Linked DNA regions of Homo sapiens: region 1 is linked to region 2. The links are chromatin loops, found by intact Hi-C in ENCODE. Cell type or tissue: heart right ventricle. All regions are shown on one strand. Each heading gives the region's core, and the rest is flanking DNA. Links, peaks and the distances in the headings are about the cores only.

Evidence for each region. A loop is a pair of places that touch in the nucleus more often than their neighbours do. Peaks named below come from ENCODE experiments on the same cell type or tissue, not always from the same donor. Only the 100,000 strongest peaks of a DNase experiment are listed, where the experiment ranks them.
Region 1: it touches region 2 in a loop (3-fold over the local background); 1 of 110 quality-filtered maps calls a loop at or near these places.

The regions. Positions count from the first base shown.
Region 1 is chr21:34,082,113-34,087,494 of GRCh38, reverse strand. The region is part of intron 1 of MRPS6 (mitochondrial ribosomal protein S6); the gene reads right to left. The region is part of intron 1 of SLC5A3 (solute carrier family 5 member 3); the gene reads right to left. Among named protein-coding and RNA genes, the nearest start is that of SLC5A3, 11 kb to the right of the region's middle. In heart right ventricle, for the core only: no CTCF peak of the experiment used is centred there; no DNase peak of the experiment used is centred there.
Region 2 is chr21:34,002,518-34,007,899 of GRCh38, reverse strand. The region is part of intron 2 of LOC105372790 (a long non-coding RNA gene); the gene reads right to left. Among named protein-coding and RNA genes, the nearest start is that of MRPS6, 68 kb to the left of the region's middle. In heart right ventricle, for the core only: no CTCF peak of the experiment used is centred there; a DNase peak (open chromatin) is centred at 2,663.

The DNA.
Region 1 (5,382 bases), core at 116-5,115, 80 kb before region 2:
GTATGTAAACTCCATGAGGGTAGAATTTTCTGTGTTGTTCCCTGATGTGTCCTAGTGTCCAGAACACCATCTTACATATTACAGGTGCTCAAATGTTTGTTAAATAAAAAAATCAAATATTAACAACTAAGTTCTTCGCCATCAAGACTGCTAAACTTCCAATATCCTATATTACCATCAACAGTGGTTTTTTAAGCAACAAGAGATGCAGATTAAAGAGGCTAAAGGGAAAAAGAGCCTCCTCCCTCCTCCACCAGTGATCTGCAATCTCAAATAGCTCCAGTTGAGGGTATGTGTAATGACAAGGCAAACTGGACTAGACAAATATGTTCATTCAGATAAAAATCTCAGTGGCCCATGACATAGTAAAAACCTGTATCTGGAGCCACCATCTCCCTCAACCTACCACCTACCACCAGTCTGGCCCACTTCCCTTCACTGTGCTAACTCCACTGCGGAACGTGTTTCAAGTTTTACTGCTGCAACTGTCGACATCCACCTCTTAGTGTGCAGTGATATGTGCAGACCTTCCCTGTGCGTGTCTGTCTGGCAACTGTTCCCACACAGCTGAAAGAGCAGGTCAGTGCCGGCAAGCAACAATTCCCTTCAGCTCACCCAACAGAAACCCAAGCACCCTGATGTCAACTCATGAAGAATCCTCTTCCACCTCTCCATTACAACTTGAGTTCAGAGTTCCCACAAAACTAAAGAAGTTACCTTAGTAACTAGCATTTACCAAACACCATGTGCCAACCACTATTTTTACACTACATGTTTGAGCTCATCTAATCCTAACAAAAACCCCAAGAGGCAGACATGATAATGATCCCCAATTTACAAATGAGAAAACTGAGGACATTTGAGAGGATCACTAAGGGAGTTCATGAACATCCTTTCTGAAATAAAGATGAAGAACGCATCCTTTTACAACACCTTTCAGGAAGATACACACACACACACACACACACACACACACAAACACAAACTAGAAATAAACACAAGTCAGATAAAATCCAGCTAACTGATGCAAAAGGACTAATGTAATGAGAAAAATCACCACCGGTAAGCCCTGAAGTAATGCACCCAGGCTATGAGTACAGGGATGCTACAATTTTCAGGAGAAAGGCTGCTGGGGGACTTCAAAATGGACGCATGCAGCTGCTAACATCTGTACCCACACCAAGAATTAATCTTTTCTCTAAAATGCAGACATGTGTCCCTCTTGATGTGATCTATCCCTCCCAAGACCACTTAAGTGCTCTTACAAAACAAAACAAAACAAAACCTGAATCTAATCAAATTTCTAGAACCTATGGGTCTACAGAAATTACCTGGAATAGAAGAATATATATAAACAGCATAAGTGACCAGCCAAATCCGGAAAGGTAAAGAGTGGGGTAAGAAGCTATTACAGAGTAAGAGACTTAAGGTCATTAAGCAAACATAATTTGTGGACCTTGTTTAGATTCAGAGTCAACCAGAACTGTAGACAGACACTTTTGACAATTCAGGGAATTTGAACATGAACATGAGGTGTTAAGGAATTGTAGTTAGGTGTAAAGGCACTACGGTTGTTTAAAAGTCCTTATTTCTGGCCGGGCGCAGTGGCTCACACCTGTAATCCCAGCACTTTGGGAGGCCGAGGCGGGTGAATCACGAGGTCAGGACATCAAGACCACCCTAGCTAACACGGTGAAACCCCGTCTCTACTAAAACTACAAAAAATTAGCTGGGTGCGGTGGCGGGCGCCTGTAGTCCCAGTCCCAGCTGGGGCTGAGGCAGGAGAATGGCGTGAAACCCGGGAGGCAGAGCTTGCAGTGAGCCGAGATCACGCCACTGGCACTCCAGCTTGGGCGAAAGAGCGAGACTCAGTCTCAAAAAAAAAAAAAAAAAAGTCCTTATTTCTTATACACTAATTACTTACAGGTGAAATGATATATCTAAGTTTGCTTTAAAGTACTCCTGCAATAACTGATTCAGTCACCAACAGATGCTAAAACCAATGCAGATTGTTGGAAAACAAAATATTCAGTCTCAAGTTTGTTATTCCATAGATCACTTAATACAAAAGGGAAATAGGGTACATTTACAATGGCCCATTCTGGTGAATGCCACCTAACCAAATGACTGCTTAACAAAGTGGTATGCCTCCCGGTGTGATGCATTGACATCCCTATGAAATACTCATTCCTGTCAACAATGGCTAATCTAACTCTAATCATGAAAACGCAACTACAGTCAACTCCAAAGTGAGGGTTTCTGCAAAACAGTAGGCCTGGACTCCAAAACTCCTCAAAGTGCCACTGTTATTAATGACAAAGGCTTTGGAACTGTTCAAGGAGACTAAACAAGTAAATATATGATCCTTGATTGAATACTGAATTAAAACACTAAAAACTATTACTGGAAGAACAGCGTAAATTTCTATATGAATTGAATATTTGGTGGTAGTATCGTATCAATGTCCGTTTTGAATGTGATGACTATGTTGTGGTTAGGAGGAAGGCCCTTATTCCTAAGAAAGGTATGTCAAGATGTCTGCAACTCTCAAAATAACGCAGATTAAAAAAAGATAAAATAAGGCATATTCTAACAATTAGTGATCTAGGCAAAAATCATACAAGTGTTAAATGAACTGCTCTTTAAGTCTGAAATTTTTTTAGTCATGTTAGCCAAGGGAAATTAATGAAAAAAATTTTAAGATAAAGAAAACAGAGGTGAGCAGACTGGAAATTAACAGTTGAAGCTGAGTGATAGGTACAATACAAAATTTCATTAAACTACTGTATTTACCATTACGTATGACCAAGTCTGTGTTTTAATTCTTCAGTTTTTCCATTTGTAAAATGGAAATAGCTCTACCTAACCTTAGATGGCTGAGGATTCAAGAGAATTGTACATATGTGTGTGTGTATAATATGTAGGTGTGTATATATATCCTAAATACATATACACACCTACATAACCCCTGCACCCCTACTTCAATCCATTGCTAAGGTTAGGCATTATTATCAACTCATCTAGCCTCCCTCAAAGGCTAGCAACTATGAGGTTTATAGAGGTAAAACATCCTACCAGGTCAACTTTGTGTTTTTTTTCTGTTCTCAGTCTACTTGGTTCCAATTTTATGTTTCTAGAAAAAAACTGTTTCTAGAAGGAAATCGCTTCTGCTCATCTTTCCATGTGACTAAGGCAGAAAACCTAAGCACAAGCACCTTCCTGGTAGACCAGATTATAATTCTCCAGGCCAAGTTATAAATAGAAGATTCAGAAATTAGGGTATTTCCTCTGAAAGATACTTTTCAGTTGGAAAACTTTAAAACCTTCTAATTTTCTCCAAGGTTTGGAGAATATAACACTCAAGAAGTAAGAAGTAAGACCACAAAAAGAGTAACTTTAACAGTATTTGGAGGGACTGGTAGAAATTACGCCCTGAATTAAACCTAAGAAATAAAAACAGAAACATGGTATTCTAGATTATAAAGGCAGCTGGATTTTCCTCTTGCATTGCAAACACAGGACAAGTAGAGGGATAGAAAAATCCAGGGAAATAGGGTCACGACTGTTTTCTTTGTATGCCAGATGACAAGAAATCTTGAAATTATCAATAGTTTCCAATGAGTCCATCCTAATCAGATAAAATACTCAAGACAGTGACATTAGGAAAAATGTTTTCTTCAATCTTCTTACACACACAAAATTTGCAAAATCTCCTGGCCCTTACTTAGTCCACACATGAGAATGGCATTCCCATGAGACCAACAGTGCTACCAAAGTCTGCGAGACTTAGGCTGCCTAATGGAAACTTGGTGTCTTAAAGCTTCAAGATACTATACTTCATACAACTGTTTTCTCATATGACTATTAACAAAACAGAAGGCAAGCAGTACACCAACAGAAGAATGGCAATCAAAACAACCCATGACTGGGTCATTTGCTTACTTAACAGTGTCAAGCAGTTAAAAAACAAAACCACACACTTCAGTACCATACACCTTTCCTACAACATGCCTGACAGAGCCTACACTCAAATTTAGCTTTTCAACTGAGCAACAGAAATTCACCTTAAATCTGAATCAAAACCAGACTGAACAGATGTTTTATATTCGGAATTCATACACGGGGCATCTGAGCACAAAATGAAAAGGGAGCAGATATCTGGAACTTACACTGATTCTGCACCTTTCTAACGGAAGCAAAGACGACACATGGATTTGCAAGAGCATCTTCCCAGCAGCTGAAATGCAACCACAACACTGCACTTCTGATCACCACAATGAGAATTTTCTCAAACTGGATTATATCCACAGCAACCCGGCTACCATAACTGCACTTGGTTTCTTCACCTGACAAAATTAAAGCACTTAACCACTCCAGGGTAGGTGTTACAGAGAAACTTTTAAAAACTCAAGTCAAAACAAAGACAAAACCAGGAATTCTCGATTCTGGGGCAGAAGCAGAAAAATGCCAGTTTATGAGGATTGAGGGCTCCAATAAAGAAAGTTTTGCTAAGTCTGTGCTTTCACTTGCAATTTCATTTTTAAGCTTTCATCTACACCAACCTCTACTGAGGTATGCCCAAAGTGGACAGAAATTACCTTACCTGGGACTGTAATCATAGTAAAAATGATTGCAAGGGGAAGCAAAACAAGTCAATTACACCTTGGGCCAAAACGTACGTAAGAACAACCTGGGATCTGAGTTCGTTTTATTTGCAATTTGATGTTATCTATCTGGAGTGGGAGTGAAAAAAAAGACAAAAAAAGAAGGTTAGTCAAGGTAATAACTTGGCTTCTATTTTATGGAAACACAAAGCCTGGTCAAAAATAAAAATGTCATCACCTCCCTCCTCTATAATCTTTACCAAGAGAGCACCTGAATTTTTTTCATGGTAATACTATTTTCCAGGGATCATGGGTAAACTATTTTTAATTCCACAGATACACTCTGAGCAAAAAAAAATATTTTCTAGGCAAAGCAATCTTTGCATGCCAGTAGTATTTCAAACACCTAAGAGGTTAATACAACGGGTACAAACCAAATAGTACTAATACATGCCTAAAACAAGATATCACTCAGACATTGAAAGAAAAAGTGGACTGTGAATGTCACTCCCTCACAGTTTACACGGTGCAGCTCTGAAGCCTACATGTATATTTTAGCCTAAATGCACATATACAACCCAACAATCCGAAACTATAGATACTTTCAAGAATTGAATATGCCTGCCATTGCTGAAATCAGTCCTACTGCAAACCAGTGACCAATTAACAAGGTGGGCTTTGTCAACATAAATGCTAAGAGATTTACAGACAACCTACAGCTAATTATCTGAATATCTAGATTACAAAATGAGAGCCAACCTAACCCACAGATACATTA
Region 2 (5,382 bases), core at 199-5,198:
AGCCACCGTGCCTGGCCTCTGCAATGTCTTAAGACCTGATTTTTTTTCATTCTCCTACACACACACACAAACACACACACACACACACATTTTGAAAGCACTTTGCAATTGTCTTCCTGATTTCACGTCATAGTAGTTAATGTTGCTTAGGAACATGGGAGTTGAACAAGGTGGACCTTACCACTATGATTGAGCCAGGAAGTTGTAAGAGGACCTGGGAGAATGATCTAGAGGCATAGATGAACTCTAAATGAACTTCTGGCCTAACAACCACAGCAAAATCATTAGATGCATCTCCTCTAAAACTAACAAAAGTTTTGGCTACACACTTTTAAACTCTCTATGGTCACAGAATGAAGGAAGCAACATTTTCCTTTGGGTACTATGATGTCTCAGTGGGGGTCACCCTGGTATTTCTAGATTTACCAGGCAAACTAAAAAGAGACCCCGTTATGGATAAAAGATTCCATTGTTCATAAGAAGAAACATGTTCTGACTTTGGTTTAGCACTGGCATCTTCATAGGGTCCTGTTGACTTTATATTGTCCCTGGATGGAACAGTTTTGGGGATTTTAGAGAAGCGTTTTGTAGTGATTTAGGAATATTTGGAATATTTAGGAATATTTGGTTAAAGGTCCATTTGTTACTTGGCGGGTGGCTCATTTGCTTTCATTGCTGTCTAATGTAATAGACTTCACCTAAGTTAACCAGATAACCATAAAGTTTTAAACTAGGAAGTTTAAATTGTCCTAAAATAAGCAATTTAGATCCACCCAAATTTGTGAGAAGATGAACAAAGCTCTATTCAACTCTTGCTGTGTAGATCTAACGTCATTGTCCTTTAGGCAGCAAATGTCGTTCTAGATTTGTATACAGTGTAAATTCTGAAAACCACATACTTTGAGGACCAGGACACTCAGACTCTCTTAGGTGATAATGTGTGCATGAATTCGCATGTGAATACACAAGTACATATGAATCCTGTTCTGTAAGATGCTGAACAGTAAGTTCCACTGAATTGCTTTCTTATCACTCAAAAACTGTTTGGCTTCAAAGAAATGAGATATTCAACCAAATGATTTTATTGCTTTTCTTTTGCTTTTATCAACATGTTGCAATCACATGTAACTGAAGGACAAATTCTTCCCCAGAAGATACACAGAAACAACTTCTTAGAAATACTATTCTTAGGCAGATAATGACAAGTAACTGCAAAAGGACGAGATACACGTATCAATCTGCAAAAGCGAAGGCTTAAAGTAGTCCCTGTCTTTTGTGGTTCAAAGTTTCACTACCACAGACACACAATTAAATAAGTTCACATGGATGTGAGCAAAAGAAACCAATCTTATTGTCCATCACAGCTTGCTTTAATGGCTTTAAAATATATGAAGGGGGCCAGGTGTGGTGGCTCACACCTGTAATCCCAGCCCTTTGGGAGGCTGAGGTGGGCAGATCACTTGAGGTCAGGAGTTCAAGACCAGCCTGGCCAACATGGTGAAATCCCATCTCTACCAAAAATACAAAAATTAGCTGGGTGTGGTGGCTCATGCCTGTAATCCCAGCTACTCAGGAGGCTGAGACAAGAGAATGGCTTGAACCCAGGAGGCAGAGGTTGCAGTGAGCCAAGATAGCGCCATTGCACTCCAGCCTGGGAGACAGAGCAAGACTCCATCTCAAAAACAAACAAACAACAACAATTTTATATATATGTATGTGGTTTTTTACATCCAATGGCTCACAAACTTTGGGGTATATCAGGATTTCCTGGAGCTTGGTACAGTGAAAATTCTTAGCTCTAGTTCCCACGTATTTGGTAGGTGGTTTGGTCAGAAATTTGTAATTGAAACACGTCCCCTGATTCTGATGTAGGAGGGTCTCCAGACCATGCTTTGAAAAATGCTGGATGACACACTACTCAGGAGAAGACAGAGCCCCAACCCTAATATATAATATATTTTTACCTTAAAGCAAATGTCATTTTTAATTGGACAGGTGCCACCAGTTCTACAGTAGTTGGGTTCACTGCTTGAGGGCAGACATCCTACCACAGGGAAAAAATGTTTCTTTTTGTTCGTTTGTTCATTTGTTTTTGTTTTTGAGATGGAGTCTTGCTCTGTTGCCGAGGCTGGGGTGCAGTGGTTCGATCTTGGCTCACTGCAGCCAAGATCGGATCAATTGATTCCCCTGCCTTAGCCTCCTGAGTAGCTGAGATTACAGGTGCCCACCACCACACTCACTGCAACCTCCGCCTCCCGGGTTCAAGCAATTCTCCTGCCTCAGCCTCCCGAGTAGCTGGGATTACAGGTGATGCCTGGCGAATTTTTGTATTTGTGGGTAGAGATGGGAGTTTCACCATGTTGGCCAGGCTGGTCTCGAACTCCTGACCTCAGGTGATCCACCCGCCTCAGCCTCCCAAAGTGCTGAGATTACAGGCGTAAGCCACCATGCCCAGCCAAAAAAATGTTTCTTCTTTGGTCAATACACAGAAGCCCCTCAATACCTCTGCTTGTGTTAAACTCTTGGGGGACATCTGAAGCACATCTTGCACTTTTATTCCGGGTGCTCTTTTCCAAGGAGGGAAAGGTCATTTGAAGAACAAATCACTCGCCTGTCTCAGCCAGGGTCCCTGAGGAGATCCAGCCAGTGTTTTTCAGAGCCTGGCACTCTGCCCAGGGCTTAGAGGCACCTTTTGACTTGGTGCTCTGGACAAGATTTGACAATCTGGGCCAAATCTGGAATGGGTTTCCGAAAGCCAATATTGGAGCACTTGCGATTGAGACCTGCCAAATAATGTGTCAGGAATGTCCAGTTCCTTTCCCATGCAGAGTGGCAGTGTTTAATGAAAAAACACAGCTCCGAAAAATGAGATGTTTTGTGCATTATCCATATTCATTAAAACTGGAACCCAACCCCAGAAAATACAGATGCCTTCTGTCATCAACACCTCACCTTTTTTCCTGTGGTTACTTAATACAAATGTCACAGAAGCTATTCTATAAGGACATGTCACGTGGCAGCATCTGCAGGCCAGTGTCCCTTTTCTTCTTGTCCAGCCTGATGCTAGGCAGTGGGAGGGGAGGTATGGGGGTGGTGAATTAAACAAAATCTTTAAAAACAAGACTCTGGCTCTGACTTCCACTGCACAGATTACCAAGCGGATAGGCATTTTATTTTGCTAAATGAAAGGGCTAGTTTATATCTTCCCTGGATCATTTTCTAACCTAACTGCAGTGGAAACATTCTCAGAAAGAAAGGCTTTCTTGTTTGTTTGCCCTTTATATAGCCGCTGGTCATCCCACTTGGAGAATTTGGGCAGTAACCTGCTGCTTCTGCTTGGGGCCAGGCCAGCTAGCAAACTCTTCTATGAGTTGGCCAACACAGCGTTTTGTCAGATGATCACAGCCAGCTCAGAAGCCCTCAGTGGCACCATGTTGAAAGGTAGACCACATTTCAAGCCCATCTTTGGTGGATGGAAATGGCTCATCTCACTGGCTCCTCTAGGCAGGGAACCACATCTGACCCAAATTGTCTACATTCCACAGACTGGTCTTTTTGTATGTTTGGGGTTTTGTTCTTTCTGTCAAGCATATAGCAGGAATTTTCCTCTGGAAGGAAGCCATGAAAAGATGGCTTCCCCAAAACGGTAGGAAATCCCTGTAGGATGGTTAATTTTAATGTGTCAACTTGACTGGGCTAAGGGATGCCCAGATAGCTGGTAAAAGATTATTCCTGGGTGTGTCTATGAGGGTGTTTCTGGAAAAGATGAGCGTTTGAATTGGTCGGCTGAGCAAAGAAGAGAGCCCTCAGCAGTGTGTGTAGGCCTCATCCCATCCATTGAGGGCCTGAATAGAACACAATGGCAGAGGAAGGGTGAATTTGTTTTCTCATCTTCAACTGGGACATTCATTTTTTCCTGCCCTTGAACTTTGGAGCTCCTGGTTCTCGAGCCTTTAGAGTCTGGAACTGACGCCAGTATCCTCCCACCACCTCCATTCCCAGGACTGAATTACACCACCAGCTTTCCTGGGTCTCCAGCTTTCAGATGGTAGATCAGATTGTGGGACTTCTCAGCCTCCATAATAATGTGAGCCAATTCTGGCGATGGATTGACTGACTGATTGACAGACAGAGAGACAGATAGATAGAGAATGGATAGACAGATAAATAGTTGATGGATGACAGATGATAGATTGATAGTTAATAAATAGATGATTAATAGATAAATAGATGATAGATAGATAATAGATGGCAAACAAATAGTTGATAGATGAGAGATGATAGTTGATAAATAGATGATGAATAGATAGATAGATGATAGATTAGATGATAGATAGATAGATAGATAGATAGATAGATAGATGATAGATAGATAGATGATAGATAGATAGATAGATAGATAGGAGAGAGAGAGAGAGATGACAGGCAGATAGATCCTATTAGTTCTGTTTCTCTGGAAACCCCTGATTAATACACCCTGCAACTGGTCCCTAGTAAGATCTTCTCTTGCAACCAAACCCCACAGTTTGCTTCTCACAAAATAAAGATAAGGCGATGGGGCTTAGCCAGCGTCCGCCTCTCCTGAGATCTGACAAAGCCCGAGCGCTAATTTTCCCCCTTTCCTCACTTTCTCCTTCCTCCCCTGGCTGCCATTTTGTGGCAGAAGCAGACCTACACTGCAAAGCATTTGAATCTCAGTTCTTCTTCTAAACCAGTTAGCAAGTTTCTAAGCCATTCTGGGCCTCCTTTCCTCAGTTGATGAAACAGTCATGGAGAATACTTCAAAGCATTTAGGGGTGAATTCAGTGAGACGAAGAACAAGAAGGGACCTGAAAGGATGGCAGCTCTCCCTTTTGGTTGTGTCTTTTTTCTTTGACAAGGGGAATCACTCGGGGATGGGAAGGAAGCGGCGTTGCTCACATGGAACTCAGAAAATCTCTTCATTAGTGAAATTTGAGGCTGTTCTCATTCTAGCCACAGCTGTAGTGATGCTGAAGTCATTTGTCTCAGAGGTCTGCCTCTCCCACTCTGAGCGCTGCACAGCCCTTCCAGGCAGTGGCTTTCAGGACAAAGACGATGAAACCATTTTCTGCGTAGTGAAACACAGACATGGTTCTCCCTTAAGTGATCTAATCTCACAGGGACATTCTTTATGTACATTTTGAATGTAAATGAAAAGTAACCTTTAAAATCATCATGTTAGGGTTTCACAGATGGGACTTTAAGCAGTCCATGATACCCCTGGGAACTGCATGAGTGTTCGTGGGTCTTGGTTATATAGTAAACTTCCAAAGACAGCCTCTACAGATGCATTGTTCAGTCAATACATAATGTGAGCCACATAGTTCATTTAAAGTTCTCTGGTAGCCACATTTAAAAATT